Linked DNA regions of Homo sapiens: region 2 is linked to region 1. The links are chromatin loops, found by intact Hi-C in ENCODE. Cell type or tissue: heart left ventricle. All regions are shown on one strand. Links, peaks and the distances in the headings refer to the core of each region. The heading gives the core; the rest is flanking DNA.

Region 1 (8,348 bases), core at 149-8,148:
GTCTCTCTATCTCTAAATCCAGAATTCCCTGTGGTTCTGGACACTTCTAAAAGCCACATTGCTGACTGTACCCAGAAAATGGACTCCTTCCTTGTGAAAATGTATACCATTATTTTTTGTTTAAAATAAAAAAAAAACAAAAAACAAAGATGTATTCAAGTTAAGGTGTACTGAAAACAGAAATGTGAATGGAAATATAAACTGGGTTTTAAAAAATATTGTAGGATTCCCATTATACAAAAAGTTATTTTTAAGATGGCTTCTGGGAACACACCTCAACTAGTTAAGTAACTTTCTGGGGTGAGCATGAGTGGGACTGATGGAGAGACTTGACACATAGAAGAATGTTCGAAGATGTCTACTTTTTCATTTCAGACAAATATCCTTTACAATAGTAACTCTCAACTTGGGATGTATATTGAAATCACCTGCGAACCTTTAAAAAGTACTGATGCCTAGGTTCTCCTCACAGAGATTTTTATTCCATTGATCTAAGGTGCAGACTTGCCATATGACATTTTAACTAGCTCCTTACCATGACTCTACTGTGCTGCCAAGGTTAAGGACCATTGCTTTAGAAAATTGCTTCTCTGTCTTTTCTCTCAAGTGGAAGCTACAAAATTTCTCTTTAGAAGGAATTTAGATGAAGCAAGCTGGTGTCTGCATAGCAAATCCACAAATTTTACTTAGGGTATGCTATTTAGAGGTATTAAGGGATTTATTTTGATTAGTGGAAAACCACCCCTCCCACCAACCCCGTACATTACCCATGTAGAGAAGAACTTGGACTTCGGCAGATCTTGGATTGAATTATAACTGCAGTGGCCAACATGGTGCACTGCTCACATCTCCCCTTAAGAGGACCTGCTCGCAAGATCACAGCTGATAGGCAGCCTACTGCTGTCCACACTTTTGGATCCACCTTGGAGCTCATATCCTGTATGCTTTCATAGTGCTGCTCCCAACCAATGACTGGGCGTGGGAGGGGTATCAGAATTAGGCCACTTCTACACAGTGCAGGATTCCTGTAATAAGCTTGGGGATTCCTAAAACACCAGCCTGGCAGAGATTTATCAGAAGTGCCTTCAATCTGAGGTTCTTCCTGACAAGTGCTCCTTCCTTCTTCCTCCTTTCCTGGGTGTCAGACCCGTAATATGGTACAAGGACCCTCCTACTTCCTCCTCTATCTTTCACAGCCATTCCCCTGACAAATGTCTTGCAAATCTAATCCCATCTTTGTGTTTACTTATCTAAGAATGCAAATTGACACATGTTCTACCACTTGAAATAGGGATAATTACCTTCTATGAGCTTCAGTTTTTTCATCTGTTAAAATGAATAGAATAAAAATAAGGGATAGTGTGAAGATTGAATGAATAGACTGAATGTGTTATCAATGAACAAGGTAACCAACTTCCTAGCACATAGGAAGAAGTTAATAAACATTAATATCCCTTCTCAGCTTTCATGAGAAAGTATATTTCTCTCAAATCATTGAGCATTTTGTTCTACAACTTATCTTTTATGCACTATGGCTGCGCATAACATAGGACACATAATGAATAAGATAAGGGGTTTCTAAAGACAAATCCAGCAATAAAGATCAGAGTAAAAGGCCTATTACCCTATATGTGATATTATTCACCTGGCCTGAGACAGATGCACAAATAAAAATATTTTATAAAAATAAATCCTTGGGAAATTTTTTCTTACATATATTTTATATACATATTTATCAAATACCATATATGAAAGTGTCTGACTGCTAAACTTCCTCTCCTGTTCAGAACATGGAAAAACAAGGATGCATGAGTGCCATCAGCTAATGTCTCTGGGCCTAAAGAAGGACTCCTGCAGGTTTGTACTCAGCCTCAAAAGTGTAGATTTTCAAGAAATCACTCACAGTTCATGCAAATCCAGACAGGCTTGCTGTCAACAGAAACTTACAAGGTGCCTCCTGGCAAGGATCTTGCAGGTAAGCTAACAGCACTATCCAAAAATGATGGAGGAACGGAAATGGAAAATAGAGAATTGTATTTACTTGTTGCTTCAAAATATAAATATAAAGGGAAAACTGAATTTAAAATCCAGTCAGTTCTGCTACAATACAGTATCTGCATTCCTTAAATTACCATGCTATGCCAAGTTGCACTAAAAGAAATGGTTCATGAGAAAATGGGGTTAAAATCAGAAACATCAGTTACACATTAAAAAAATAGAAAACTAATAAAATGGTATTACAGTTTTATACACATGAAATAGTTATGAAATACATAAATACTACAATAAATATGGTGCTTTACCTTGAAAAAGACCTGAAGTTTGCAGAAGGGTTGCAGCTTATGAGTTATTATGAAATGGCAGAAGGAAGGTTATCTGAAGTGGATCTGCAAGTTCTAACACCAGATGTGGGTGGGCGTGGCTCATAATACACATAGTGAAATGAGGTAAGGGGTAGATGTTAATATGTGAGATGTGTGTATGTGTGTGTTTTATAAATTCCTATGCAGCTGGGTTCAACTGGCTACAGTTGACTGCAGTCTCTCACAAACAAAATTGTGCAGAAGCAAAGGCAAAATTTGTGTCATGCTTCAAATGCTCCTTAATATATCAATTGTGTTGGAACAATTTCAAGTTCTGCACTATAGACAAACTTACTGTATACTGTAAGTCCCAAAGGAAAATTTTTGTTTTACTGATGGGGGTATTTCATTAAGACTTAAGAGAATGCATCCCTGAACTAACCATTTAAACAAAATGGGAAAAAACAAGTTGTTGATTAATACTCAGAATTACATTTATGTACACTAAATTTATATAGAAGGACAGAGACAGAGTGGGGCTTTTTAATATTATTTTAGGCTGGGCATGGTGGCTCATGCCTGTAATGTAGCACTCTGGGAGGCCGAGAGGAGCAGATCACCTGAGGCCAGGAGTTCAAGACCAGCCTGGCCAACATGGTGAAACCCCATCTCTGCTAAAAATACAAAAATTAGCCAGGCGTGGTGGTGGGTGCCTGTAATCCCAGCTGTTCAGGAGGCTGAGGTAGGAGAACTGCTTGAGTCCAGGAGGCGGAGGTTGCAGTGAGCAGAGATCATGCCATTGCACTCCAGCCTGGGCAACATAGCAAGACTCCATCTCAGAAAAAATAAAATAAAACAAAATAATATTATTTTATCATTACTGAGAAGCGATTGTTCATCAAATAATTTTTTCACAGTATAGGCGAAAATTATTTTTTTCACATATAGGAAAAAATTATTAACTCATCTTTAGTTCCAGAAGATACATATCTCTTCTTTTCATATTCTGAGTTGATGTTGTTAAGATTTTTTTATGGTCCAGTTTTCAGCTTTGTCAGTGTCTTATGCCCTGGTAGCTTGCATTTCACATGAATCTAGGCACTCACAAACTTCTGACACTGATCATTAAGAGAAACATACTGACTTCTGGTCCCACTTAGACATTCCTTATGTTGGTGACTATGGACCATATGGCTTAGAAAGATCATTTACCATTTCAAGGCTTCTCCTAATGTAAGGAAGAGTAAAACTAGGTTTTAACCTTCCTACCAAAATCCTTATAATAGGAACTGTGGACTTCAAATTGCAATCCATTTGTACAGAATGTAAAAGCTAAAACTTTACCTTCATATGGTATTTTACAAGTTTGCCAAGTTCTTTCACAACTATTACCTCATTTAATTTAATGTAATTACATCTCCCTGTATCAATGCACACTGTGAATCATTTTCCTGTTTATTCAATTTTTTTCCATCCATGTTATTTGAAATCTTTCCAGCTTACTTTTGGAAAGCAAGACTTAACCCAGCATTTCCAGAAAAGTGTTACATTGAGTGCTTGAAGAGATCAGTTACAGCTAGCATATGTAAAGCACCTGGGGAAACCCTCTGCAGCAGAATTAAAATTGATGACGCATCAGTCAAGCCATTCAACTGGTGAGCTCCTCAATTACTTAGAACACATAAGTCCTTTGTGTTTGTTTGGTTTTTATTCTGGAAAGAAACACTTGTTTCAAGACAGTCTATCAAAGGAGGCCACAGGGGAAAAATCGAATCAGGTCATGTTGAGAGGGACTAGAACTTCACTCCTCTGCTTTCCGCAAAGAGGGGTTTATCCTAAATACGTCCAGCTTCTTGTGCACAAAGATGGAGTGAGTTACCTGACAGGTGAGTTTCAGAAAGGAACTGGAAACAAGTATCCCAGCTCTTTCTGCCATCCACCCTTGTGATCCAGCTAACTACAGAGAGCAGACATTCAGTTGTGTTATCCCAAGCCTCATGTATTAGAGGGCAGACTCTGCCTCTGCCTCTACCTACGATTGGGAAGTTGAATTCAAGACAGTGTTTAGAATATGATGCCTTGAGCCAGGAACATTAAGAGATAGATGTGGAGTGCAATTTGGGTAGCAAAACTAAAATTGAATCTTGAGGGACTGGAAGAGATCAGGCTGTGTCTTTTGTTGACCTCGGTGGTTTGCAAGGGCTTGTATTGCATTATACAACTGGTTTTCACAGCTGTTGTTGTGCATATAATCAGTGCAGCCTAAGCAGCAGCTTTAAACCTGGGGCTTTAAAAGGATGGGTCACTAGAGGATTTTGAATTTGTCGGGGACCTGTAGCTTATGGTGGCTTGTTCACGGGTGTGTGGCTATTTTTATATAGGGAGAAGCTGTTTTTCCACAAGCAAGCCTTCCCAGGCTTTAAATAAAGCCACATGGGCCAAAAAGACTTGTGGAAGCTGGCTGCTACATCAGGACCTTAAACTACCCACTGTGTGTGACAAGAGGTGAAGCAGTTTTTGTTGATTTTTCTATATTTCTAAACCATGTATGTAGGCATTGTCTTCAAAGTGCACAGGCATCTAAGTTCTATGAGTGCTTCAGAGCACATGTGTGTGAGGTCCTAACTTTACATATTTTGTACCAGACCAACTGTCTTGAAGAACACATGGAGATACCCATTCTCACTAAACCTCCCTAAGGCTTCAAATTTCAAAAATTATCAAAAACACTTTGAGTTCAAAAATTTACTGAGGGTGTCTCTCCAGCTGGACTGGTTATGAGTAGGAGGAAGAGTTCCGAGGACTAACCAATTTTATAGCAAGACCAGTGGATCCACCACCATGGCAGAGGAGAAAGTGGATAACATGTTACTAGACAGAATCCACACTACACCACCATCAGGATGCCTGAAACACATGGCCAGATAAGAATGCAGAAGCTCTTGCAAATTCCTAAGCTTACCCAGCATGTCTCAAATATCCTTTTGTAGCAGAGACCATGTGCATAGATGGATTTTTCTTCAAGATCTGGTAGTTCTCTAGTGCCAGAGGTAACGTCTTTATGGCCAATTCTCCCAGTTGAATGCAAGGTCTCCAATCATTGACTCTAAAAAACTGGCATACAGTGGCATCCTGATTAAACCAAAATCAAGACTGTCTATCCTATTCCCAGATCTCATTAAATGTCTTTTATAATCTTTGGCATCACTAAATACTGAGTTTCCCTGGGAAAACTGTTCCAGAGGCTGGAGATTCATTTTTTCTCAATCTGATGTGAGTGAGGCCAGTGTCATAATAATCTTGTAAACCCCCTTCAAAATAATGAGGCACATCAAAAATTTGGCATTGAATTCATGCAACTTCTGAAGCTGTGAAAGAACTACACCCATTCTGTGAGAAATAATCCAAGCTGCAGCTGCTGAAGGAAACTCATCCTCCCCAGCCACCAAGAATTCTCTGCTGACACTGATCAGAATGAGAAATTGGAAGCGATGTTTTTATCACTAATTTTTTTGAAATAACAAAAGTGAAATATATGTGTGTCTGGTTTTTAATTCATTTGAACTATACCATTTAAGAGTTTAAATTTGCTCTTTTATTACTGTTGAAGGATTTAATAATGGGCAGAGATTTATATAACAGTTTAGGACATCTAGTTTTGGCATACTATTATTGGGATGGCCTCATGTAGTCATTAAATATCATTGCAAAATTTCTAATAAGCTTGGACAATTTAGATGGATATCATTTGGATTGAGAAGAGAAAGGAGAGAGAATTTTCAGCTCTAGTATAGACTGACCTTTTTGGATATTTCCAAGAGAAAATGTTGTCTCTATCACCAGTGGTCCCAGGCAGAGCCACCAGAAGTCAGATATCAGTGGTAACCATCTGCTTTCTACAGACCTGATGATTAGGTTCCATAATATAAGAAAACAAGCACCTGGAGAATATTTTGGGGGCTGGGGGTAAGGACAGTTATTTGCTTTTTCTCAGTTTTCTGTAATGGGGTTTTCCCAAGGTTTCTCACCCTAGAAACGTGGAGTCAGTTACTTAATTGATAAGTTTGGGAGAGGAACTAAGTAGGCATAGCTCAGCCCTTTTTTGTTGTTGGAGTCTCACTCTGTCACCCAGGCTGGAGTGCAGTGGCGCAATCTCGGCTCACTGCAAAGCTCCGCCTCCAGGGTTCATGCCATTCTCCTGCCTCAGCCTCCCGAGTAGCTGGGACTACAGGCACCCGCCACCAAGCCCGGCTAATTTTTTTGTATTTTTAGTAGAGACAGGGTTTCACCGTGTTAGCCAGGATGGTCTCGATCTCCTGACCTCGTGATCCGCCCGCCTCAGCCTCCCAAAGTGCTGGGATTACAGGCCTGAGCCACCGCACCCGGCCAGCTCAGCCCTTTTCCCTCCACATTTCTGAGGGAGCCAGCTACCCTGAAAGTGTATACATGTTCCACCTAGCCTTTAGCTATAGCGGAGGCAGACTGTCACCCAGGAGATTCCAAGTTTACTCTGGCTGGGCCTGCAGTTTGTTATTAGGATGCCCATTATTGCCACATCCATAAGGCACATTCTCCAATATTAGTTTTTTATCAATCATAAGGAATAAAGGGATATGTTGATCTCTCTAATCTCCATCTATCTTGCCTCATACATACAGATAATGTTGGAGTGTGTGTGTGTGTGTGTGTGTGTGAGAGAGAGAGAGAGAGAGATCAGCTTAGACAGGGAAACCAAGGCTGTCGTTTATTGGGCTTGTTTAAGGGTGTACAAGGCAAAAGAAGAGGACTTCCTAACAATACTTAGTCCAGCGAGGTAATAAAAGCCTAGATCCAAGGTTTGAGAGCCATGGAGCTATACCAAAGGGAGCTACTGAAAAACATTGCTTCCCTCAATTTATCAAATGAGAAAATATGAGCAAAAAAGAACAGTTCCAAGTTTAGTATTTCCAATTTCACATCCACTGTGGTTTTAAGTTTATATAGTGGACCCCATGGAATTATTTGAGCATCTGAGCTTAAGAAGCCAAGAATACAATGTGCCTTAAAGCAGGAATTGAGTCATATAAAAGGCATGAAGAAATCAAAAGCAAAAGCACAGCTGTAGGGTGTTGGCAGTGACAATCTGTACACAACATTGGAAGATGAGCTACCTCTTCCTTTCTCCCCCATCATCACACATTCAGCATCTCTTGTCAGGCTGAAACATGCAGTATGGTCATTTGAAGGGAGCAATGTGTAGAATTAGAAGTCAGAGCGCTGGTGCAGGGTATTTCCCCAATAGTATTTAATGAATCTTATAAAGTCCATTTTCATGACCACATTGACAGACCATGGCAACAGTTTTGTTGGTCTTTATAATTTAGGGCATTTTTTTTGTATGTCACTCAACAATCCTCTGATATGAACAAAAGAGACACTATTCTTTCCTATAAGATAAAAACAAATAAAAAACTGAAGCTTGGATAAACCATATCTATGGTTTACCCAAGATAAAGTCATTAGCCAACAACTTAGGAACAGATCAGAACCAGAATGCTAACTGCCCCCCACCTTCCAATTCAATATTATTTTCTGTAATCTATGTTTTATACAGCTGGCAAATTAAAATAGAGGTATTTTCTCAGTAAAAATTCAGTCCAGGTTTGACAGTTCCCCTTCTAATCTACTGTATGGACTATTTAGCCAACTGTCCTGTGCTAGGAAAGTACTCCCCAGCATGGACAAGGATATAACCCCGTTTGATTTCATTTATATCCCAAAGTGGAGTTAAATAAACAGAAAGACATGATCTACATTAATGAAAAAAGATAGATGGAAATTTTTTGTGTGTTTTAGAGCCACTTAAATGTTGCCAGTCTCAAATTATCTGTACAAGATTTAAAGTATGGAGTTGAAAAACATAACAACAGTGAAAAAAATCGGAATATACTGACTCCTCCCCTTCTCCCACCACCAATAACTACCTAACTTACAAAACTGCTCCTAAAGATAATCATACAAACAAGCTATAAACGCTGAATTAACACCGAAAATTAAAGTAGGGTA
Region 2 (8,348 bases), core at 275-8,274, 830 kb before region 1:
TATGATTCTTTGCATGCCTTGTAGTTTTTAGTTGTATGGAAAACATTGTGGGCTTTATACAGTTGGTTACTGAATTTTGAAAAAAATATATATTCTAGATGTGTTGGACTTCGTTCTGGCACAGAGTGAAGCATCTGGGGATTAGCTGAATCATATTTATTATATGTTAATAAGCTTAATTTTTAGAGCAGTTTCAGGTGTACAGAAAAATTGAGCAGAAAGTACAGACGGTTCCTATATACCTCCTCTCCACCGCCTTTTTAAACACAGTTTCCCCTTTTATTAACATCTTGCATTAATGTGGTATATTTGATATACTTGATGAGCCCATATTATACATTATCATTAACTAAAATCCATAGTTTACATTAGGGATCACTTTTTGTGTTGTATGCTCTATGGGTTTTGACAAATACATAATGTCATGTATCCATCATTCCAGCATCATACCGAATAGTTTCACTGCCCTAAAAATTCCTTATGCTCCTGGTATTCATCCTTCCCTTCCTCCCTGAGCTCCCACTGGATCATTTAAAAGATGCTTTAAAATTTGTGAGGACTAATCCATAATTTAAATCTTAGCACTAAGGTAATACCTTTGTGAGAACTCTACACAATGCCTCATTATCAGGACTTTGCACTCTTTTTGTGGGAAAGACAAATTATTTCAAGCTCAGTTTGAGGCCCAGAAGTTGTTCAGACTAAGCATCTCTGGTAAATTCCCTCAAGTCTTGTGTAGTGTCCTCTCATGCAAACATAAATCAGTTCTCATCTACTCTCCGTAGATTTCTGGACGCTCTATGTCTAGTTCTCTCTTCCCTGTTTTCTACTCCCCCAAATTCTAGCTCCCTTGGGCTTCTCATTGTCTGACCTTACTCTCTTCAGCTCAGCAATACCTGGATTTTGCTTGCATTTTTATTCCCTGTGATACTATGTGAAAACTGCCTCCCAGTAGTAATCTGAGGCAATAACTGGGTTCCCCTCATTTGTTTTCTTTCTCTTATGAATCATAGGCATGTATTGCCTGTTGTCCAATGTCTAAAAACTGCTGCTTCATATAGTTTTCTGGTTTTCTAGTTGTTAAATGTGAACAATCTCTATTCCTTCATCATGATGGGAAGCAGAATGCAATATTATTTGTTAGTATTTTAAAATAATGCTGAAAAAACATTCTAAAGGTTTCCTTGAAAGCACATATCTATTATATAGATATGGATATGCTTATATAGCAAGGATATCATTAATGGCTACATCAATATTTGAATGGTAGCAAGAAGAAGAATAATGGTAAGGAATGTATAGATAATTTTTCAAGTAGAAGATAATTTTAAAAGACAGTATTTAAAAAATAAAGCAGTCTCCATGTTTTTCAATAGAATTCATGTCAGTTGACTGCAAATAGTATGTTAACAGCCAAGAATAATGAGTTTCATTCACTTAAACATCCACCAAAATAAGAAAATAAAATAAAAATAACTATTATGGGTTAGTAAATATGTAAGGTTCATTTTCCAACTGGTGCAGTTTTTACTGAAATGAAATAAAAAACCATTTCACTTGGATTACACTCACTCAGATCAGGCTAATGCTGCAAACACCTGTTGTATCTCAGGGGTTACTTCAGCTTTAGAGTATATTTGATTGAATTGTAATTGTGCATGTATAAAATGCACAGCAAATGATTAGGAGGCATGAGCACAAATACAAATTTGATCTCAGAAGTCAGAGCCTGTGAGAGATAATGCCTGTCTGCAGTCTGATCACTACCTCTCTTTTTCAGCCAATCCCCAGAGCTACCAGAGTTACTTTTCTTTTTTAAAACTTTTGTTTTAATTCAGGGGTATAACTGCACGTTTGTTACACAGGTAAACTTGTGTCATGAGGGTTTGTTGCACAGATTATTTCATTGTCCAGGTATGAAGCTTAGTACCCGTTATTTTTCCTGATCCTCTCCCTCCTCCCATTATCCACCCTCCAACAGGCCCCAGTGTGTGTTGTTCCCCTTCCTCTGTCCATGTGTTCTCATCCTTTAGCACCCACCTATAAGTGAGAACATGAGGTATTTGGTTTTCTGTTCCTATGTTAATTTGCTGAGTATAATGGCCTCCAGCTCCACCCATGTCCCTGCAAAGACATGCTCTTGTTCATTTTTATGGCTACACAGTATTCCATGGTGTACATGTACCATGTTTTCTTTATCCAGTCTATCATTGATGGGCATTTAGGTTGATTCCACATCCTTGCTATTGTGAACAGTGCTGCAATGAACATACATACGCATGTGTCTTTATAATAGAATGTTTATATTCCTTTGAGTATAAGAGTTACTCTTCTGGCCGGGCATGGTGGCTCATGCCTCTAATCCCAGCACTCAGGGAGGCCAAGGTGGGCAGATCACCTGAGGTCAGGAGTTTGAGACCAGCCTGGCCAACATGGTGAAACCCCATCTCTACTAAAAATACAAAAATTAGCTGGGTGTGGTCGCAGGTGCCTATAAACCCAGCTACTCAGGAAGCCCAGGCAGGAGAACCACTTGAACCTGGGAGGTGGAGGTTGCTGTGTCCGAGATTGCACCACTGCCTTCCAGCCTGAGTGACAGAGTGAGACTCCATCTTGAAAAAAATTAGTAGTAAAATAAAAGAGTTGTTTTTCTAAAACAAAAAAATCCAATGTCAACATGCTCTTGCTCAATAGTTATCAAAGATTCCTGAATGCAGAATGGTTTATAAGGCCTTGAAAATATTGTGAAGTCTTTCCAGCCATTCTTTCACCAATCTTCCCTATATGCCCCGACATCATTGACCTTACCAAAATTTTCACTTGGATGCACCCTGATCTTTCTTTCTGCTAAAGACTGAATGTTTGTGTCCCCAACAAGATTCATATTTTGAAATCCTAACCCCCAGTGTGATGGTATTAGGAGGTAAGGCCTTTGGGAGATAACAAGGTCATGGCAGCCCTCATAAATTAGATTAGTACGAGCATAAAAGAGATCCCAGAGAGCTCCTTCACTCCTTCAGCCAAGTGAGGACACAGCAAGTAAACAGCTGTATGTGAACCAGGAAATGGGTCCTCACCAGAAACCTATCTGCTGGTGCCTTGATCTTGGACTTCCCAGACTTCAGAACTTAATAATAAATTTCTGTTCTTTATAAGCTACCCAGTCTATGGTGTTTTGTTATAGTAACTCCAGTGGACTAAGACACTCACCCACTTACCAATCTATATTTCTTTTTCTGGTGGAATGACTCTTTAAATGTCCCATCTGTGATGGTTCCCCGACCTCTAAGAAAAATACCATAATTCCCTACTTTTGATCTCATAGGCCTGTGACATATCCTGTATATAACATTTTTCATACTATAATTGAATATTTAGTGGTTCAAATCTGCAACTAGGCTAGGCTGTAAGTTCCTGTAGGGCAAAACTTTTCCTTATGCATCTTTGCATTCGCAGGCTTACTGATGAGCATTGCATAAAGCAGTTGCTTAATGAATATTTATTGAATGATAAATTAAGACATATTTTAAAAGATTATTATTGTGAAGAGTTAATTCTACCCTCAGATATGATCTAATTTTATATAAATCAGGAGAATGAATAAGAAAAGAGGAGAAACTTATTTGTGGACGTAAGAAAATGAGTAGATTCAGAGAATGAGGAAGGGCAGAAGAAGACAAGAGACCCTGCTTGGGTGGATTTGGGAGAGTTTTGAGGGACACTGCATGGAATGGATTTGGGAGAGTTTTGAGAGCAGGGGAGACAATAACAGAGTACTTTAAAACAACTTTCTTACTGTAGTTTTGATTTGCATTTCTCTAATGATCAGTGATGTTGAGCTTTTTAAAGTAAGTTTGTTGGCTGCATAAATATCTTCTTTTGAGAAGCGTCTGTTCATGTCTTTTGCCCACTTTTAATGGGGTTGTTTTTGTTTTTGTTCTTGTAAATTTGTTTAAGTTCCAATGAGATGCCATCTCATGCCAGTCAGAATGGTGATTATTAAAAAGTCAAGAAACAATAGATGCTGTCAAGGATGCAGAGAAATAGGAACACTTTTATGCTATTGGTGGGAATGTAAATTAGTTCAACCATTGTGGAAGACAGTGTGGTGATTCCTCAAAGATCTAGAATCAGAAACAACATTTGATCCAGCCATCCAATTACTGGGTATATACCCAAAGGAATATAAATAATTCTGTTATAAAGATACATGCACACATATGTTCACTGCAGCAATATTCACAATAGCAAAGACATGAAATCAACCCAAATGTCCATCAATGATAGACTGGATAAAGAAAATATGGTACATATACATCACGGAATACTTTGCAGCCATGCCATAAAAAGGAATGAGATCATGTCCTTTGCAGGGACATGGATGGAGCTGGAAGCCATTATACTCAGCAAACTAATGCAGGAACAGAAAACCAACCACCCCATGTTCTCATTCACAAGTGGGAGCTGAACAATGTGAACACATGGACATAGGGAGGGGAACAACACACACTGGTGTTTGTTGGGAGAAGGGGGGGAAGGGAAAACATCAGGAAATGTAGCTGATGGATGCTGGGCTTAATATCTAGGTGATGGGTTGACAGGCACAGCAAATCACCATGGCACATGTTTACCTATGTAACAAACCTGCAAATCCTGTACATGTGCCCCAGAACTTAAAATAGAATAAAATAAAACAAGTTAAAAAAACACACAAAAAACAACTTTCTATGCATTAAGAATGCAGTCAGATTTAGTATTTTCTCTAGAGACACAATAAACATCTAACTTGTTTCTAATTATTTTTGGATGCAAGAACACTTTTTCTTTAAATACTGACTCATGCTGAAGAGTGGGCCAGGATGTAGCTAGGTGGTTTATGTGCTCAGTGAGGTCTCCTGAAAGTTTGGTTGCTGTGAGCTGGTTTCCCCTGGGGCCTGATTGATCCTGGGTTAAATGAAACAACTACACTCCCAGGGAATGGGGAGACCTTCCCGTGACCCCCAACAAATTATGATAACAGATGGGATTATTTTGCTTCTCCATTTTTCCTGTACTTCAAAAACAAAACAAAACAAAACAAAAACAACTTATCTACTTGTGCACCTATCCCTTACACAATTATTGGTGTACCTAGAGAAATTTACTTTTCTCATTGGGTATCAGGTTTCTTATCCACAAAAGAGGCAGGGGGACACTATGCAATTTTTAAAAGATTTCTCCTCAAATAACAAGATTTGCAACAAGAGTTTAAAGAATAACAACAACAAAAACACTGACTTCTAGGAAGATGATGGCAGCACAGTATTGGATCTCCTGAAATTCTCACATAAAAACAGAGCAACTAGATAGCCAAGTCAAAACTCATGGGCAACATTTCCAAAAAACTAGCTGACAGGGTATCTCCCAAAAGCCCCAAATACATGTTGGTCGAGACAAATCCCCATTTCCACAAGGCCTGCATGATGTCAGTGTCTCTGTAGAGGGAAGGAAAGAGGAGCAATGGGGGCTCTGATGGTCCTGGAAATAGAATATCCCCAAAGCGCCCCATAGATATTCACTGGAAAATGCGAAGAGTTAATTTAAGAAGAGCGGCTAAAAGTGGGAGGGATTGCACCTAGTCCAATAGAGGTGGCCAATGGCAAGGTCTGAAGGAGTGAGACATCCAGCCCCTAAGATCTCTCCACACTGACCAGCCAGGACTCCCTTCCAGACAGGGCTTTGCATGGAGGGGATACTGCTAAGAGAGAGGTGAAAATTGGGAAGGACTAGGAGAACAGAAATGAAAAAACAGGAAGAAAGACCAATGAAAATCAACAAGGCAATAAAGCCAGGACATCTCAGGAAGCAAGATGTCATATTTTTTGATATGATGGGAAAAAACAGATTGAGCTCTGTGAAGTCAGAAAAGCTAACCTGAATGGATCCTTTACACACACATGGAGTTGTGACAACATGTCATTTGGAAAATTCACTGAGTTATGCTAATCTTCCAAATCCTGACACACGTATTTCTATAGTATCAAAGATACTATAGATTTGTTAATATCAACACTAATCTCACCAGAAATGTGCTTAGGAATTTAGGAAGCTGTCAAGCTCAAGGTTTTGAATACATATTTGTCACATGCAAGTTTAAATTCTGTCAATGGCAACAAACTCTGACAGCTGTATTTCTTGAAGTGAAACGTTTAGTTCATTTTTGAGAATGTGTCTGCTAAATGCTCTAGTCTGAATAACTGTAGTTTGTCAGTTGTCCTTTCAAATAAAAATGGAGTTCCAAGAAAAATCAGTTAGTGCTGCTCAAATATCACACAAATGCTTCCCCTTGAGCCAATCATTGTGTTACTTTTAGAGGGAGCATGCAGAAGTGCTTTATACAGACAGCCGTCTCTGCACCCTAATATGAAAGAAATGTGTTCTCAAGGTCGTATATTTAATGCAATTAATATATTTTACTGTTCAGTAAGAACATTCCTAAGTAAAATTGGAATTTTCTTCCCTATTGTAAATGCGTGGTGGTGAAGAATATGGTGCTAGTTGGGTTTGGTGGCACTGCCTTGATTTGTACTAAGGTGCCAGCTGCTGTACCCGTCACTGCTTTAGCACCATCTGTGCAAATGTCAACACAGTGAAAGGGCAACAGCATCTTCATATTACTATGAAAATACATTTGAGGCCATGGACCTCCTGAATGCATCTCTGGGGCCCCCAGTTATCTGAATATTATATTTTGAGAATCTCTAGGCTGGAAAGACATCAATACAAGGACCAGTAGTGAACATTAAGTGGATAGATTTACATACATATCTCCAAAGATTAAATGAGGACTAAAATGGAGAGGGAATAGTGTATAATGGGTATATATTCTGAAAGCATATAGTATAAATATTAAAAGAATAAAAGGAGGATTAAAAGAGCACATGTAAAGAATTTTGCAGTAACCATACTGGTGTTGGTATTGTTATCCTGAGACTACTGTGTGTGTGACGAGTTATAGAGCAAATGATTAATTATGAGATGTTCTAATTCTGTTATCCTCAGTGTCTTTGCAAACCAGGATTCCTTGGAAGAAAGGGAATAAAACTGTAAAGAGAAAGGAATAAATAAAAACCCTGTAGTTATAATTTTGAATTGTAACTAATGTGAACTTGTGAGGCACTTTTTCTTTAATAGGTAAATGTGTATATATGTTTATTATGCATGTAATATGTACACATGTAGTGTGCATTTATATCTACTAGCTCTGCCCACTAAAAAGACTAGAAACAATGACCAAGCCAGTAGCAATGAGTATCACTGGCACTAAGCATCTAGCTTGCCTTAAAATATCATTTCCCCACTAAAAGAAGTCAGGAGTTTTTGGAAATTGACTGATTCCAGGTTTGGGGCATAAAACATATGAGCCTAAGAAATCTTGTCATACTACAAAGAAAAATAGCTACCCCAAACTAGGAAGGCCTGTCAAAAGAACTAAGAAGACAACTTGAAGATGCTTCCACTGGCCAAAGATGGGAAAATTTGAGATTCAGTGAAGGACAGTACTTACAATGTATTGACCAAGCAAATTGATTTTAATACATGACTTTATAATGATATTTTTTAAATATTCACAATAATACGTATACTGGGAAGACAAAGAAAATAGTACTCATTTTTAGAGGAGTTAAAAAATCTGTTTATGTGCTTTAAAAGCTGGTAAGTAAAGGGAAAGATTCAAGCAGCATTTGTCTTGCCTTTTAAAGATACCATTGGGTTCCTAAGCAGTAGATGAGAAGAAAATTTTTTAAAGTGTTCAAATTATTAATTTAAAAATTAAAATATTGCCACATGGATGAACCTTGAGGACATTATGCTAAGTGAAATAAGCCAGTCACAACAAGTATAACAGGTATATGAGGTACCTAGAGTAGACAAATTCATAGAAACTGAAAGCAGAAGGGTAGTTGCCAGGGCCTGGGGGAGAGGGAAAGGGGAGTTCGTGTTTAATGGGTAGGGAGTTTCAGTTTTGCAATGTAAAAAAGCTCTGGAGATGGATGGCGGTGATGGCTGCAAGACTATGTGAAAGTACTGAATGCTACTGAACTGTGAACTTAAAAATGGTTAAGATGATACATTTCATGTTATGTGTGTTTTACCACAATAACGAGTTGAAAAAACCACATAATTACAATATCAGCATTTCAGCTTCCAGCGAATTAATAGCTTTAGGAATTTCATTAAGTTCACAAAAAGAGAGATGAAGTGACATTATGTGTCTCCTGATTAAAGGACACAACACAATCAAAGGTCACGCCAAGCAGATCAAACATGGATTTTATCCAGGTCCTAACTTGTAGGAAATGCAGAGG

What was found. A loop is a pair of places that touch in the nucleus more often than their neighbours do. Peaks named below come from ENCODE experiments on the same cell type or tissue, not always from the same donor. Only the 100,000 strongest peaks of a DNase experiment are listed, where the experiment ranks them.
Region 2: a loop joins it to region 1, with 5 times the contacts of the local background. A loop is called at or near these places in 11 of 110 quality-filtered maps.

Annotation. Positions count from the first base shown.
Region 1 is chr4:85,148,887-85,157,234 of GRCh38, reverse strand. No RefSeq gene overlaps it. Among named protein-coding and RNA genes, the nearest start is that of WDFY3, 190 kb to the right of the region's middle. In heart left ventricle, for the core only: no CTCF peak of the experiment used is centred there; no DNase peak of the experiment used is centred there; H3K27ac peaks cover 1,475 bases.
Region 2 is chr4:85,979,108-85,987,455 of GRCh38, reverse strand. The region is part of intron 8 of ARHGAP24 (Rho GTPase activating protein 24); the gene reads right to left. Among named protein-coding and RNA genes, the nearest start is that of MAPK10-AS1, 140 kb to the left of the region's middle. In heart left ventricle, for the core only: no CTCF peak of the experiment used is centred there; no DNase peak of the experiment used is centred there.